2 separate regions of the Homo sapiens genome follow, and region 1 is linked to region 2. Evidence: read pairs that join two places in POLR2A ChIA-PET (ENCODE). Cell type or tissue: OCI-LY7. All regions are shown on one strand. Each heading gives the region's core, and the rest is flanking DNA. Links, peaks and the distances in the headings are about the cores only.

Region 1 (8,333 bases), core at 238-8,237, 830 kb before region 2:
CCCACTGAGCAAGAATAGGTATTATAGGAAAACTACCAATTTGAGAACTCAAATTTTTATCTCCAGTAATCTAGTGTAATATAATTTGCACGTTATTTTTTCTTGTTTTTATAGGTTTCTTTATGGAATGGCAAAGACTGAAATTGCTGAAAAATATTAAACTGTGGTCTTTCTCTTCCCCCAGGTTCTTTTAGAGCAAGATATATTTCATCGTTCCTTGATGGCTTGTTGTTTGGAAATTGTGCTCTTTGCCTATAGCTCACCTCGTACTTTTCCTTGGATTATTGAAGTTCTCAACTTGCAACCATTTTACTTTTATAAGGTGAGATGAAAACAAAGTTCTGTTATGAGATGAAAACAGTGTTTCTCACAGAAACATTGTATTTATCTTAGTGCTGAAGAAAAACACTGTTGTGATATCTGGAAAGTGTTTCCAGATGTGTTCTGAAAATATATATTCCTGGCTAGGCATGGTGGCTCACGCCTGTAATCCCAGCACTTTGAAAGGCCAAGGTGGGAGGATTATCTGAGGTCAGGAGTTCGAGACCAGCCTGGCCAAAATGGTGAAACTCCGTCTCTACTAAAAATACCAAAAAAAATTAGCCAGGCATTGTGGCGAGCACCTGTAATCTCAGCTGCTTGAGAGGCTGAGGCAGGAGAATTGCTTTAACCTGGGAGGTGGAGGTTTGCAGTGAGCGGAGATCATACAATTACACTCCAGCCTAGACGACAGGAGCAAAATTCTGTCTCAAAAAAAAAAAAAAAGATAATATATATTCCTCTTGGGTGAAACCAAGAACACAAGAGAGAGTTGAGCATACAGTGGCTCACACCTATAATCCCAGCACTTTGGAAAACTGAGGCTGGAGGATGGCTTGAGTCCAGGAGTTTGAGGTTACAGTGAGGTATGATTATGCCACCACACTCCAGCCTGGGCACCTAAGCAAGACCCTGTTTCAAAGAAAAAAAAAGAGAGAGAGAAGGTGAGAGTATCAGTAAATTAAGTCAATCTTACAGCTTCAGTTCCTTTGTTAACACGGACTTGAAAATGTGACCTGGAACTAGTACTTAACTTCAAATTTTCCATATTTATGAATGAAAATTATAATCCTATTAAACAAATGCATGATGAAGAACAAAAAACGCTTTCTACCAAGAGGAAGGAAGACCTAAAATTGATTTTGGTGGTGGTCTAACTAATAAAGCCGTAATAATAGATTATGCTTCTTCCCCAAGTTTGAGCTAATTCAGTGTGAATGAATCTTACTTACCTTACCTTTATTTTTCTTGCTAGAACTATTTTTGTTAATCTTTTCAAAATAAAACAGAGGTCATAGCTATTGAACTACATCATCACCCTCAATAACGTTTAGTCATCACAGTCAATAACGTTTAATGTTACATAGTATCGAACTTTAAGACTAATGCTACTGTTACGCTTCTTGGCATGATTTAGTTAATATTTAGTCATCTAGGTACTTTTCTACTGGTGATAGAAAAATTGGTTTGAAGAGTTAAATTTTTATACCTAAAGTATGCCTGAATTAAAGTTGTAGAAAATGCAGGTCATTGGAAAGCTTATCTGTGTGAATTACTGAGTGTGATTAAAGTATTTTTAGGTTTCTTAGGGAGAAGTGATTCTACTATACACTCACTTTAATGTTAATGTGTGTATTCAACTTTTGCCATTAGGAAAAAGTTTAGTTTTGTCAACAACCTCATAGTAATTGGTTTTTATTTATAACATCCTTATTTTATTCAAGCAGCTAAATGCCTTTTTTTTCAATAGAGACTCGGTTTCACTATGTTGCCCAGGCTGGTCTCGAACTCCTGGTCTCAAGCAATCCTCTCACTGTGGCCTCCTAAAGTGCTGGGATTACAGGCATGAGCCACTGTGTCGGCCTCCTTTGTTTTTTTAAATGACATAAATGATATGTGCTCATTGAAGAAAATCATAAACATAAATGTGGGCCAGGCACGGTGGCTCATGCCTATAATCCCAGCACTTTGGGAGGCCAAGGCGGGCGGATCATGAGGTCAGGAGATTGAGACCATCCTGGCTAATATAGTAAAACCCCATCTCTACTAAAAATACAAAAAATTAGCCAGGCATGGGGGCACGTGCCTGTAGTCCCAGCTACCCGGGAGGCTGAGGCAGGAGAATCGCTTGAACCTGGGAGGCAGAGATTGCAGTGAGCCGAGATGGCGCCGCTGCACTCCAGCCTGGGTGACAGAGTGAGACTCCGTCTCAAAATAAATAAATAAATAAATAAATAAATAAATAAATAAATAAGTAAATAAATGTGAATATTAAAGTCATACATCATAATCTATTAACAATCATATTATTAATATTTTGTGTATATAAACTTTATTCTAGATACTTCCCTTATAAAATGGAATTATAGTGTATATACGCAAAGTCACTTTAAATAGTTCATTCATTCTGTTATTTTGAGTTAGTGGAAAAAATAGTCTGGAAAGGAGCAATACATTCAAAATAGAACTAGACTTGGAACCCAAGACCTGACTTCTCCCACTGTTGGTCTGTTGACCAGTTTTCACCTATCGTTGCCTCAAGTTGTCATTTATAATATAAAACGTGAAAAACAGAAATATATGTGAACATATTTTAAAGAACTTAAAAACTCCTTTATAAATTAGAAGATGTTAGTAAGCCACAGAATTATGGTTCAAAGATGACTTTGGTTCTGTGCCACAGAATAAGGCCACAGTGGCCGGGCGCAGTGGCTCACAACTGTAGTCCCAGCACTTTGGGAGGCCTAGGCGGGCAGATCACCTGAGGTCAGGAGTTCTAGACCAGCCTAGCCAACATGGTGAAACCTCGGCTCTACTAAAAACTACAAAAATTAGCCAGGTGTGGTGGCAGGTGCCTGTAATCCCAGCTACTCGGGAGGCTGAGGCAGGAGAATCACTTGAACCTGGGAGGCAGAGGTTGCAGTGAGCCAAGATCACACCACTGTACTCCAGCCTGGGCAACAGAGGGAAACTCCGTCTCAAAAAAAAGAAGAAGAAGAAGAAAGCCACAGCTAGTCCTACATGCAAGTCCAGACTAGAACTAACTGCTTGAAACCACATTGCCTTCTCACTTTCTCCTCTGCAGGTTATTGAGGTGGTGATCCGCTCAGAAGAGGGGCTCTCAAGGGACATGGTGAAACACCTAAACAGCATTGAAGAACAGATTTTGGAGAGTTTAGCATGGAGTCACGATTCTGCACTGTGGGAGGCTCTCCAGGTTTCTGCAAACAAAGTTCCTACCTGTGAAGAAGTGAGTCTGGGCAAGGCTGATAATCGTATCATTAAAAAAAAAAAAAAAAAAACCAGCTTTATTGAGAGATAATTCCTATACCATAGAGTTCACCCATTTTAAGTGTACAATTCAGTGGTTTTAGTATATAAATAGATATGTGCAGCCATAACCACAATTTTAGAATATAGTCATCACTTCAAAAAGAAACCTACATCCTTTAGCTATCACTTCCCTACCCCCGAATCTTCTCCCTAGCTGTAAGTAACCACTAATCTACTTTCTGTCTCCATAAATTTGCCTATTCTAGACATTTCATATAAATGGAATCATAAAAATGTAGTCCCTTTTGACTGGGCATCTGTCACTTAGCATAATGTTTTTAAGGTTCATCCATGTTGTAGAATGTATCGGTATTTCATTTCCTCTCTTTTTTTAAGGCGGGGTTTCACTCTTGCCCGGGCTGGTGTGCAGTGGACAAAGATGGTGCACTGACTACACCCTCAACTTCCTCGGCCCAAACTGTCCTTCTGCCTCTCAAGTAGCTGAGACCACAGGCACATACCACCACACCCACACCCGGCTAATTTTTTTTTCTTTCTGTTTTTCTTTTTTTGAGATGGAGTCTTGCTCTGTCACCCAGGCTGGAGAGCAGTGGCACAGTCTCGGCTCACTGCAACGTCTGCCTCCCAGTTCAAGCAATTCTCTGTCTCAGCCTCCCGTGTAGCTGGGATTATAGGCACCCACCACCACACCCGGCTAATTTTTTTTGTACTTTTTTTAGTAGAGACGGGGTTTCACCATCTTGTCCAGGCTGTTCTTGAACTCCTGACCTCATGCTCCACCTGCCTCAGCCTCCCAAAGTGCTGGGATTAGAGGCTAGAGGCTTGAGCCACCGCGCCTGGCCACACCCGGCTAATTGTGTGTGTGTGTGTGTGTGTGTGCACGCGCGCATGTGTGTGTAGAGACAGGATCTTGCCATGTTGCACAGGCTGATCTCAAACTCCTGAGCTCAAGCAGTCCTCCCATCTCAGCCTCCCAAAGTGCTAGAATTGCAAGTGTGAGCCACCACATCTGGCTCATTTCCTTTTGTTGCTAAGTAATATTCCATTGTATGGATGCTACATTTTATTTATCCATTCATCGGTTGATAAATATTTGAGTTGTTTCCACCTTTTGACTTTTTTTTTTTTTTTTTTGGAGGGGGGGGGACAAGATCTCACTCTGTCACCCAGGCTGGAGTGCAGTGGCGCCATCACGGCTCACTGCAGCCTCAACCTCCCAGGCACAAATGATCTCCCCACAGCCTTCTGAGTAGCTGGGACTACAGGCACACACACCACACCTGGCTAATTTTTGTAGTTTTTGTAGAGATGGGATCTCCCTATGTTGCCCAGGCTAGTCTTGAATTCCTGGGCTCAAGCGATCCTCCCACCTCAGTTTCCCAAAGTGCTGGGATTACAGGCATGAGCCACCACAACTAACCCCTTTTGGCTATTATGATTGATGCTGCTATGAACATTCAGGCACAAGTTTTTGTGTGAACATATGTACATATGTTTTCATTTTTCTTGGAGTGGAATTGCAGGTTCATATGGTAACTCTGTTTAAGCTTTTGGGAAACTGTCAGACTGCTTTCTAAAATGGCTGCACCATTTTATTGTTCCTACGGTCAATGTAGAAAGATTCCAGTTTCTTCATATCCTTGCTAATGCTTGTTATTATCTGCCTTTTTAATCCTGCCATTCTAGTAGGAGTGAAGTAATATCTCATTGTGGTTTTATTTGCATTTCCCTGGTGGCTAATGATGATCAACATCTTTTTATGTGCTTGTAAGCTGTTTGCATATCTTCTTTGGAGAAATGTCTATTCAGATCTTTTGCCCATTTTGTAATTGGGTTGTCTTTTTATTATTGAATTATAGGAGTTCTTCATCTATTCTAGATACAAATCCCTTATCAGATAAATGATTTGCAAAATGTTTCTCCCATTTTCTAGGTTGTCTTTTCACTTTCTTTTTTTTTTTTTTTTTTTGAGACAAAGTCTTGCTCTGTTGCCCAGGCTGGAGTGCGGTGGCGTGATCTCGGCTCACTGCAAGCTCCACCTCCCGGGTTCACGCCATTCTCCAGCCTCAGCCTCCTGAGTAGCTGGGACTACAAGCACCCACCACCACGCCCAGCTAATTTCTTTATATTTGTGGTAGAGGCAGGGTTTCACCGTGTTAGCCAGGATGGTCTTCCAAAGTGCTGGGATTACAGGCATGAGCCACTGCACCTGGCCTGTCTTTTCACTTTCTTGATGGTGTCTTTGAAATGCAAAAATTTTTAATTTTGATGGTGTCCAATTCAGATATTTTTTCTTTTGCTTCTGCTTTTTGATATCATGTCTAGGAAACCATTAAACTTACTTAAAAATTTTCAAATGTCTGTATAAAGATTGAACACTTTTCATTGGTGGTATTCAGAATTAAAAAATAAAAAACAGAGGCTGGTGCAGTGGCTCATGACTATAATCCCAGCACTTTGGGAGGCCAAGGCAAGTGGATTGCCTGAGGTCAAGCGTTCGAGACCAGGCTGGCCAATATGGTGAAACCCCGTCTCTACTAAAAATACAAAAAATTAGCTGGGCATGGTGGCACACACCCATAATCCCAGCTACTTGGGAGGCTGAGGCAGGAGAATTGCTTGAACCCAGGAGGCGGAGGTTGCAGTGAGCTGAGATCGTGCCATTGCACTCCAGCCTGGACAACAGAGCGAGACTGTGTCTCAAAAAAAAATTAAATGAATAAATAAATAAAAATTAAAAATGTGTGCCCAGAGTTGTGCACAAATTACATTTTTAATAGTAGTATCGTGAGAAATTGTGGGGTTTTTTTTGTCTACTTCTGTTATTCTTTTGTAACTCGTGTCTTTTGATTCTTTGTTTTGTCTCCTTATGTACTTCATTAATCTTCTTGAATTTTTCCCTAATCCCAAACTACTAGAACTGTCCAAGGCCAGGAGGAATTGGAAAGAAGATGGTTTCTTGAAATCTCTCTTCCATACTTCTTTGGTCTTTTGCAGCAGACAGTAACTTATTGGGCCACTCTTCAGTATTCATCAGTTTATTTCCATTGAAGAACTTCAGACTCCTTCAAGTTCAAAAAAGCTGTGAACTTGAAGAAGGATTAGTATTGAAGCCGTTGCTCTTATAACTTACTAGTTGTGTGACCTTGGGCAAATTTCACATTCAGATCCTCAATTTTCTCATCCCTAAATGGAGAATGATACTGCCTACCTCAGAGGTTTAGTTCTTGTGGTTGGTAACTTACCTATATAAATTATAAGGTTAAATGAAATGAACTCTTTCCATACGTTCGTTAACATTAAGAATTGAGCACTTTATCCAAGTTGTATTTTGTGAAGAAGTGAGAAAGAAATAAAATAGTAAAAAAAAGTTAAGAAAACACTTTTTCGGCCAGGCACAGTGGCTCACACCTGTAATCCTAGCACTTTGGGAGGCTGAGGTGGGTGAATCATCTGAGGTCAGGAATTCGAGATCAGCCTGGCCAACATGGTGAAACCTCGTCTCTCCTAAAAATACAAAAATTAGCCGGGCATGATGGCACACACCTGTAGTCCCAGCTACTCAGGAGGCTGAGGAAGGAGAATTACTTGAACCCCGGGCGTTGGAGGTTGCTGTGAGCTGAAATCGTGCCACTGCATTCCAGCCTGGGCAACAGAATGAGACTTTATCTCAAAAAAAGAAAAGAAAACATTTTTAATAAGTTTTAATCAGCAAGTTTATCTATATGTAAATCAAAGGGTTTTTGTTTTCTACAGGTTATATTCCCAAATAACTTTGAAACAGGAAATGGAGGAAATGTGCAGGGACATCTTCCCCTGATGCCAATGTCTCCTCTAATGCACCCAAGAGTCAAGGAAGTTCGAACTGACAGTGGGAGTCTTCGAAGAGGTAGGTTCAACATTGGTAAAGGAATGAAAAAGTAACAAAGGGCATTTGGCTTTTTTTCAGGGAAAATTTTAAGTCTTGTGAGTATGTTATTAAGAAATCTAATTTATTCAGCAGGGTTCGAAAAGGAGCTTGATGCTTGTGCCAGCACCCCTGTGTAGCTCATTGTACACTATATTATATACTATAGTGTATTCTATATTAATAGAATTTTAAATGTAATTTATTTAATAAATATATGTAATCTTTCCTGAATGCTAATGGAGAACTGTTTAAATAAGCTAAAGTCAGGCACGATGGCATCTTTCTGTAGTCCTAGCTACTCAGAAGGCTGAGGCAGGAGTATTGAGGATTGTGTTTGAACCCAGCCTGGGCGAAATAGTGAGACCCCCCTCATGTCCCAGAAAAAAAGAAAAAGAAGAAAGGAAAAAACAAGATAAGTGTATTAGCCTGTTCTCACACTGCTAATAAAGACATACCCAAAATTGGGTAATTTATAAAGGAAAGAGGTTTGATTTACTCACAGTTCCACATGGCTGGGGAGGCCTCACGATCATGGTGGAAGGCAAAGGGAAGAGCAAAGGCACATCTTACATGGCAGCAGGCAAGAGAGCTTGTGCAGGGGAACTCCTCTTGATAAAACCATCAGATCTCATGAGACTTATTCACTATCAGGAGAACAGCATGGGAAAGACCCACCCCCATGATTCAGTGACCTCCCACCTGGTCCCTCCCATGACACGTGGGAATTATGGGAACTACAGTCAAGATGAGATTTGGGTGGGGACACAGCCAAACCATATCACTAAGCTAAATACCTACTTTTCCAAATTTCCCAAATTTATATTCTTCCTTTGCCTGTGTATGTCTCTGTAGAAAAACATTTAAAGCAAAATAAAATTTGTATTCTCTTTGGAATGCTTAAGTTCATCTAATAAACTAGTTATTTTTATTCTTAAAATAGTTCATTTTGAGACTTACCAATGGAAAGATTTTAGTTCATTCTTCCTTATTTTCTCTTGTGATGTAGCGAGCTGATGTGTGTATCTTGTGGATTATATAGCGCTTGGATTTTTAAAAATCAGTTAAAATCTCCTGACCACATAGTATCCCT
Region 2 (8,333 bases), core at 257-8,256:
TGCTCCAGGCCTCCAGCCCTGGCTAGGCGCCCTCCTGCCTTCCTCCTGGCCACATAGGTGTGGACGCATCAGCCCGCCTGCCTCCCAACTAGCCCTTGTCCTTATTGCTGGGTCACCCAGGAAGGCTTCCCTCCTTTGCCCCTACCTCTTGCTGCCTGAGCTCTAACTCACACCCTGGTCCAGGCCCTCCCCACCAGGCCTGAGTTATTTATTATCCGTCTCTCTCCATACTTCTCCCTCTTCTTTCTCCCACCTATCTACACATCCTGGTGGACCTGATATTCTCTCCTTAAACCTATGTTCACTGGGTTACTCTCCAATCTAAAAACCTTCATGGCTTTCCAATCTCCCTGAGGCCCAGATCCTCCAGAGTCAAATGTGTCCTGGTATTTGTTATTTGCTCTATATTCCACCTCCCTGCCCCCAGTGCAACCTAATTTCCCAGTTACACCCCCTACATGTGCTTCTCATGTCCCATAAACAGGCCTCACTTACTGCTACATCCAGCAGCCCTGGCACAGAGGCTAACACAAAGTTGACACTCACTAACATCTGCTCAGTGAACAAACAAATAAGCAAACACACAATTTCTGCTTCCCTCTTCTGCTTTGCTTAGAACACCCGCATCTGTCTTCTCCTCCCTCAGGTGTCCTGCCTGGCTTTCCAAGACTCTACTCAGTCCCTACTTCTTCCAGGAGATGCTTCCTGACTCTTGCAGGGCCTCCCATATGTCACCCCGTCTAGATTCCTCCAGCACTTTCCATCTACAAGGCGCACACGCCATGGTTCACAGTTACTTCAAAGAGGAGAGTATTGTTCCCCCTAGCCTGGCTGTCAACGCCGTGTGGGAAGGGCCCGTGCCTAGAACAACATGTGGCACAGGACAAAGCGCACAGTATTCCAGAAGCTGGTAAACACTACAGGTTTTCTCTGTCCACTTTACAGATGGCGAAGCCGAAGCAGAACAACAGTCATGACCTTCTCGCCTGCAGCTCGGCTGGGGGCATGGGGCGCCCTGCTGCTACTCACTTTGGTGACATGGGTGGTGGTGGAGGTTGAGAGGGTTTCCGCAGTGGCGCCGTAGGTGCTGGTGAGGACATCTTTCCCGATGATCTGCAGAATATAACCACCCCCCACCCAGGGTGTCAGGTAAGGACAGTGGGCTCTGGAGGGGTGAGGGCGGGGTGGGGTAAAGGGCTCTGTGAAGGTGACGTTTCGAAGCCAAGATGCTTTCAGCCATTAAGAATTCAAGAATACTAGAATCTTCAGAAAACTAGACCCATCAAATTCTCAAATCCTGGAGTCTGAGATTCCTAGACGCTAAGATTCCTGAGGCCCAGAATCCTAACAATACCCTAGAATTTAAGAATCCTGGCATCATGGAAGAATGACCAAAAGGATCCAAGGTGGAAACACAGCCCTCCTGATGCCCCATCCTGTCATAGCCAGGTGCACGCTCTCTGCGGAGCTAAACAATGAGAACCACAGACTTGGAGAATGCAAGAGCTGAAAGAGACCCTACAGTGACAGACTCAGGGTCACTGGGCAGGCACCAACAGAGGCAGGTCCAGAATCCAAGCCTCTGGCCTCCTAGTCCATTGCTCTTCCTGGTTAGTAGGGAGGGCAGATGCAAAAGAACCCTCAGCAGCACCACCAAGGTGAGGGGCCGCTTTACCCTCACATGTCACCAATGCCCCACTTACATGTGTGGGCGGTGGGGAGGGCCACTCATGAGATTCTAGCAGGCACCAGGGAGCCCTGTGGGCATCTGAAAAGGGTCCAGTTTCCTGGCTTTGCACCTAGAAGGGTGCCTTCTGGGCTCAACGCTGCACTTCCTGCCAGCCATACATGGGTCCATGCCCATATTCTCAGTGTGGAGTCCCCTAGCCTGAGCTGGCCTTGCCCACTTACCGGAGAAAGAGAACGGATTTCCGTGGCCACCGTCTGTGGGCCTGGGATCATGGCAGCTGCCCCCTTCCCGGACTTGAGACTGTTCTCCTGGGGAAACAATAGTGCTCAGATGGCCAGCTCTCAGCCGGGTGGGCCCCCAGGATGGGCGGAGCATGTGGCCATGTAGCTATCACGACCACAAGGTTGAGTAGAAATAATAGAAGCAAAGGACTGAAGGCATCGTTCAGTTCCGCCTCATTCATCCCTTGCTCACTCAGGCACACATTTGTTCACTCGCACACTTGCACACTCGCTCATTCAACAAACATTTACAGACTGTCTGGCGTTAGGAACACTGTAGTGATCAAGACATGGCATTGTTCTCCGGAAGCACTAGCAGAGGAGTTGCCAGATTCAGGCTCGTGTCCTGCCCTGCCACCTTCAAGCCATGTGACTTGGGGCAGAGCCACTTCCTCTCTATGGGCCTCACAGATTCATCTGTAAAAAAGGACCCTTGCCCCAATCCCACACAGAACCTATGAAGCTAATGGAGTAGAAAAGGTTTTGCAAACCAAAATACATAGGATAAATATAGGGGCATAAGCTGGCTATTTAGAATATAATAATAATAATGACTTTCTGAGTGCTTGCTATGTGCGAGGCATCATTTTAAGGATGTTACATGCCTCATCTCGTTTAATTCTCATAACACCAGTTGGGCATTATTTTTAATATTCCTGATTTACAGATGAGAAACTGGAGGGCAAGAGAAACTTAAGAGTTCAGTCTCCCAGCAAGTTAGTGGTAGAGCTGGAACTTAACTCCATGTTGTCTGACTCCAAGTCCAACACACTGTGCACGCCACTCTGCCCTTGGGAATCTTTCCCTTCAGACAGCTCTCTTGGCCCTACCTTAAATTCTAATTGCTAGATCTTCCTGGAATTGTCCCCTGACTTACTGCCCCCGATCTGGCGCCAGGGCCCAGCTGCCTGCTTCTACCTCCTACTTTCTGCACCATCTCAGGGCTCAGCCTTGTCTGTCCAGGGGCCCAGAACTGTGTCCATTCTGCAGGTCCTCAGTGGCCTGACCTCTGATTCTGGTCCAGGCATGGCACTAGATCTGGACTTCTGCCTACCAAGGGACAGGTGAGAAAAGAAACTCGCTGACTTTCCCCTGCCGCTCCCACACCTGCATCCTGCTGAGGCTGCCAGCAGCCTGGTTCCTTGGTACTGCACCACAAGGCACGTTCCCAGATGCACCTGCAGTTCCAGAATGTGGCCCAGCAGCAGGCTTCCCAAGGGCAGCTTCCGGGCTCAATGCTTCCTTTCCCCTTAACAGCCACTAACCCCTATGAATCCTAGCATCATTCTGGGAAGTTCTCCCTTAAAGCCTCTTATTCTCTCATTGTTCTGTCTTTCCCAGGGCAAAGCCTCACCTCCACCTTCACACTAAAAACAGAGGCCACCACTAGGGACATCAGTCATTCAAAACGAGGCACCCTCTGCTCCTCCCTTCCTCTCCTGTATCCTTGGCCAGTCCCGTCACCTGCCTCCAGGAGGAGTGGTTCCTCTCCCTGACCAAGGCAAACTCAGCCCTCTCTTCCTCCACATTCAGGCTCTCCTCACTTGCCACCCGCTCTCTGGGCCACCTCGGCTACTCAACAGCTTCTGCTGCCTCATGGAGGTCAAAGTCCCCTATCCCTTCACCTATAGCCCAGATATTTATTGGACCCTAGGCCTTTAAAACCAGTTGTGTCCTAGACATTTTGCCCTGGAAATGTTCCACAGGCACCTCAGACTCATCCGATCTCGAAAGGAATTCACTGCTTCTTCCACTTCCAACACACGCTTGTCACTAAAGAGCACTTTCCCCCATCACTCTGTTTACATCAGCAGTTCTCCAACTTCAGAGGCATCAGCTGGAGGGCTTGGAAAAACACACACTGCTGGGCCCCACCCTAGAGTTTCCGAGTCAATAGGTCTAAGGAGGAGCCCAAAGGACCTGCCTTGCTAACAGGTTCCTGGAACCACATTTTGAGAACCATTGGCTAGTGAACGGTGTCACGAGCTCATCTTTCCTCTTGTCCCCTGAACATCCTACCAACGACCAAATCCTGTGCTTTCCCCCCTCCAGGCATCCCTTAACCCTGACCCCTTCTCTGCATCCACCTCCTTGCACTCCAGCCCCACCCCAGCCTGGGCACCAGCATCTAAGCTGGTTCCCTGCCTTCTCTCTCTGTCTCTCCCAGTGGCATGTGGGCCCTAGAGCCCCGGGATGTTCCCTTCTTCAAGCTGGATTCACAGTGGCTGGTACAGAACTATACACATCATGGGTGTTCAATCAATATTTGTGGAAGGAAGGAGAGAGAGAGAAGGAGGGAAGAATTTTTTGCTCAAGTCCCTCCTCCACAGAGGTTGCTAGAATAATCTTTCTAAAACACAGAAACACATATCTGATGACATCATGTCCCTAATGTAAAAAATTTAAGTGATTCCCCATTGTCTGCAGGACAGAAGTTTGAACTTGGTATATGACATTTGAGGTCTATCAAGCTCTGGCCTAGCCTTCCTTTCCAGCTCTTCCCCCCCGACTCCTCCTCCGTGTGCTTGACATCTGGCTTTCTTGACCACTGGTCCTTCCCCAAATGCTGCACTCCTTCCCTTCTGCCCTTTGCACTTGCTTTTCCCACTGTCTAGAATGCCTTCCCCCAGGACCATACTTTAATTTATCCTTCAAGCATAGCTCACTCAAATGTCCCTGCCTAGGGAAAGCCTTTCCTGGCTCCTCCTGGCAGAGCTGTCACCCCATAGCTGTCCTCCTGGTGGCCCCTAGGATAGCATTATTACACTGTCCCATGAAGGCAGGAAAGAAGTAACTGCAGCTCACATCTTCAGGCCACTTATTATGCGCCAGGCACTGTTCTCAGGGCTTTGCACAGATTGCTTTCGTTCCCCCTCACATCAGCCCTTTGAGGTCATGCTATTACTGCCCTCTACCCTCACCCATTTTACAGAAGTGAAAACTGAGGTTTGGAGAGGTTCGGGTGACTTGCCCAAGGTCATCCAGCCAGGAAGTGGGACAGCTGGGCCTTGTTCTCCGCTGTATGCCCAGAACCTAAATACAGGGTCACAGCACATTAAAGGTGCTCATGATGGTCATTTGAATGAATGAATTCCAGCAGGCAGTATAGTTTCTTCAACTGTATCCCCCATACCAGGCAGATAGTACAGACTAATAAATGTTTTTGGAACAAATGAATGAATAGATGGATGGATGGATGAGTAAATGAATGGTATAAGTGCCTGCTCACCATATGAACGGATTTAAATTTAGCCCTACAAGCATCCCAATGACACGTGGTGAAGGACTGAGGGGAGAGGAGGAACTGAGTGACCAGGGAAAGGTGTGCAAGCTGGTAACTAGTTTGGACTTATTGATTTTAAAATTTCTGTGTATTCAAAACCTACCTGCTGGCTAGTCTAGATTGATGGAATTACCTTCCTATGTGTATGTCAGGAGGTTGGCAAGAAACAGTATTTGAAAACAACTTCTCTGGCTCCAGCACTGCTACCTTCCCTAGCCCGAGTAGTGGCTGCAACCGCAGCCCCAGCCCCATGCGGCTGATGTTCACAATGGTCAGGATTAAGGAAGCAGAGCAGAGTGGCTGGGGTTGAAAGTGGGGCTCCTGGTGTCAGAAGGCCTGGGGATAACCTGGCACTACCACTTATTGATTGTGTGACCTTGGGTAAGTCGCTTTACCTCTCTGAACTTCAGTTACCTCATCTATAAAGGTTGTGGAGGGAAGAGCATCCACCTCACAGTGTCTGTGAGCATCCACGGAGATTATCCACTCAGGAGTCTCAGCACATTGACTGGAACCACAACCTGTGTGCCAAATGCTATCTGTTCTGTTTAATCATGAAGGGATCTAGTGTTGCCGGGGTCTCTTAAGAACTGCAGAATGGGGATTATTGCCATTTTGCAGATGAGGACACCTCAGGCCAAGGGCCTTCCTTCATGGGTCAGACAGCAAATAAGTAGCAGAACCATGAGGTCCCTCAATAGGGAGGTCCCAAAAATCCTGGTTCCAACTTAGGGTCACCACACGCCATCTACTGACCAAGGCAAGGAAGTGGTCTAAGGCATGAGACAATGTGCAGCCACCAGGATGGGTCCAGCCTCACCTTCAGAGTGGAGGTGAGATGAGCCAATGAAATCTCAATGCAAGATGAGATTCGTGGGTGCCAATAACCAAAGAAGACCATCCTCTCTCTCTCTCTGCTGTGGCTGAGATGGCCTAGATAACTGACACTATCAGTGGGGATTCCATCGCCCACATTACTCACTTTGGAAAACTGAGGCCTGACTATGTCCTGTGGCAACTAAAGCCCCAGATAATAAACAGCTGACTTATGTCCCATGCCTGATGCAGCGAGGGCAGCTCACAACTTCCTGAAGCAGCCAGGCGATGTTAGCTTGTTCTCTGGCTGTTTGGTGGGGCAGGGGGCTGGTCAGAGAGGGAAGCCTCCTGGGTTCAACTTACCATGGTGGTCGATATGGTCTCCGTGGTGATGGAGGGAGTGGTTGCTATGAACTCCCTCCCCACTGAGGCACTCCCATCAACCTGCTGACCAGAGGAGGAGTCGTTAGAGCTGGGGAGAGCTGGGTATACCTGCAGCATCTGTCACCTGGGCTCACGGCCTCCCAGTTACAAAGTGACAGGCTGTGTGAGTGAACATCACTGGCAGGGGGCTGCACACAGACCAAATCACAGAGGTGCAACAGGCCCTCATTACATTTCAACCAGTGTATTTGGTAAATAAAAAATAATCTCAGACTATCTGGCAAATTCTATCCAAATTGCAATGCGTGTAATCTTTGACCTAGCAATCTCTAGGAACTGACTCTTTGGATATAACCTTTGAAAAGCTCACCGAGAAGTATGAGCAAGGAAATTCACGAGCGCTGATAGTGAATTGCACAAAACAAAAACAATCACAGGGCGAGCCATTGGGAGACAGCGAAATAAATCAAGATTTGCCTCCTAACTGAGATGATCAAGAGTAAGGTGGGTCTATGTATGCCAACAAGGAGTGATCTCCAAAATAATTACTAAGAAGAAAGGTAAGTTGTAAGAAAATGATCACTTCTGTGTAAACATTGTTAAGTATATAGAGATGTAGGTATCTGTGTTGAAATAGGCTTATATTTTTTTCTGGGTGATATTATAAGAAAAATCCCATTTTGTTCTGCTTGAATTGTATAACTATAAACTTTTTTTGTTGTTTTGTTTTTATGTCAATAAGGGTTACTGGGCTGTGGGATCTAGGGCCAATTTTAGTTTCTTTATACTTTTCTGTATGAAAACACAACAGAAACACGTGTTACTAAAACAAAACAGGTCAGTGGGGGAAGCAGCTTGCCCAAGGTCACACAGCTCATCAGAACTCAAGAGTCCTGACCTGTAGTAGACGGCCTCATAAACTCCTACCATCATTATAAAAGTGGGAGAAAGAAATCTGGAAACAAAAGAATTGCCCATGTTGTATTGGTTTATGTCTTATTTCAGTTTTCTCTTTCTCTCTCTTTTTTTCCCTGTCACCCAAGCTGGAATGCAGTGGTGGAATCATAGCTCATAGTTCACTGCAGCTTCGACCTCCTGGGTTTTAGTGATCCTCCTACATCAGCCTCCCGAGCAGCTGGGACTACAGGCATGTGCTACCATGCCCAGCTAATTTTTGTATTTTTTGTAGAGCTGGGGTCTCCCTATATTGCCCAGGCTGGTCTTGTACCCCTGGGCTCAAGCGATCTGCCTGCCTTGGCCTCACAAAGTGCTGGGATTACAGATGTGAGCCACTGTGCCTGGTCTTATTTCAGTTCTTCAGGAAAAGGTTAGTCTCAGAGCAAAAAAGCTCCTAGCATTGTAGCTCTTCTGGCCAGGAAAAACCAGGAGGGCATCTATCAGATCCTCAATCTTAACTTCCTAAGTTTAAAAAGCATGGAAGGAGTGCAGGGAATGGACTGGAAGTCGTGGGCCTGTGCCTATGCCTGACGGCTTTCTCCAGGTGGTCAGGATGCTGCTTCTTGTCAAGACACATGATCTTCGGTTTTCTTCTTTCACTTTGTTCATTTTACTGATCTGATGTGGAACTCTAATGCATAAAAAATGACCCAAGGTGAGCTATTCTGACTGAAGCTGAATTGGGATCTCTCCCTCTTCTCTCCTCAAGCAGCCCCTGAGATACCTCAAGAAACCTCTCCAACTCCTCCAAGCAATGTGAACACCAAGGTCCCAATCCACTAGTCAGTACAGTCCTCCCAATATGCCCAGGAGGAAGGGGTAGACAGGGTCATTCCCATTTTATGGATGGCTAAATGGAGGCTTTAAGAAGTATGGTCTGCCCAGGACAGGAACCTGCTTTACCCGTTGCCCCTCCCCAGAG

The links. ChIA-PET counts read pairs that join two places held together with the same protein. Peaks named below come from ENCODE experiments on the same cell type or tissue, not always from the same donor. Only the 100,000 strongest peaks of a DNase experiment are listed, where the experiment ranks them.
Region 1: POLR2A ChIA-PET joins it to region 2 with 6 read pairs; 1 of 35 experiments calls an interaction of 5 or more read pairs at or near these places.

The regions. Positions count from the first base shown.
Region 1 is chr20:37,039,042-37,047,374 of GRCh38, reverse strand. RBL1 (RB transcriptional corepressor like 1) reads left to right here. Exons shown (of 22, transcript NM_002895.5): 12 at 185-322; 13 at 3,125-3,289; 14 at 7,090-7,222. Among named protein-coding and RNA genes, the nearest start is that of RBL1, 53 kb to the left of the region's middle. RefSeq lists enhancers at 2,942-3,111, 3,852-3,951. In OCI-LY7, for the core only: no CTCF peak of the experiment used is centred there; DNase peaks (open chromatin) are centred at 3,124 and 3,594; H3K4me3 peaks cover 971 bases; H3K27ac peaks cover 1,904 bases.
Region 2 is chr20:36,212,541-36,220,873 of GRCh38, reverse strand. EPB41L1 (erythrocyte membrane protein band 4.1 like 1) reads right to left here. Exons shown (of 22, transcript NM_012156.2): 17 at 6,434-6,517; 18 at 1,912-1,998; 19 at 1,030-1,113. LOC105372602 (a long non-coding RNA gene) reads left to right here. Exons shown (of 3, transcript XR_936695.2): 2 at 946-1,149; 3 at 7,498-7,537. Among named protein-coding and RNA genes, the nearest start is that of AAR2, 20 kb to the left of the region's middle. RefSeq lists an enhancer at 7,737-8,333. In OCI-LY7, for the core only: CTCF peaks have their summits at 5,795 and 5,999; a DNase peak (open chromatin) is centred at 5,993.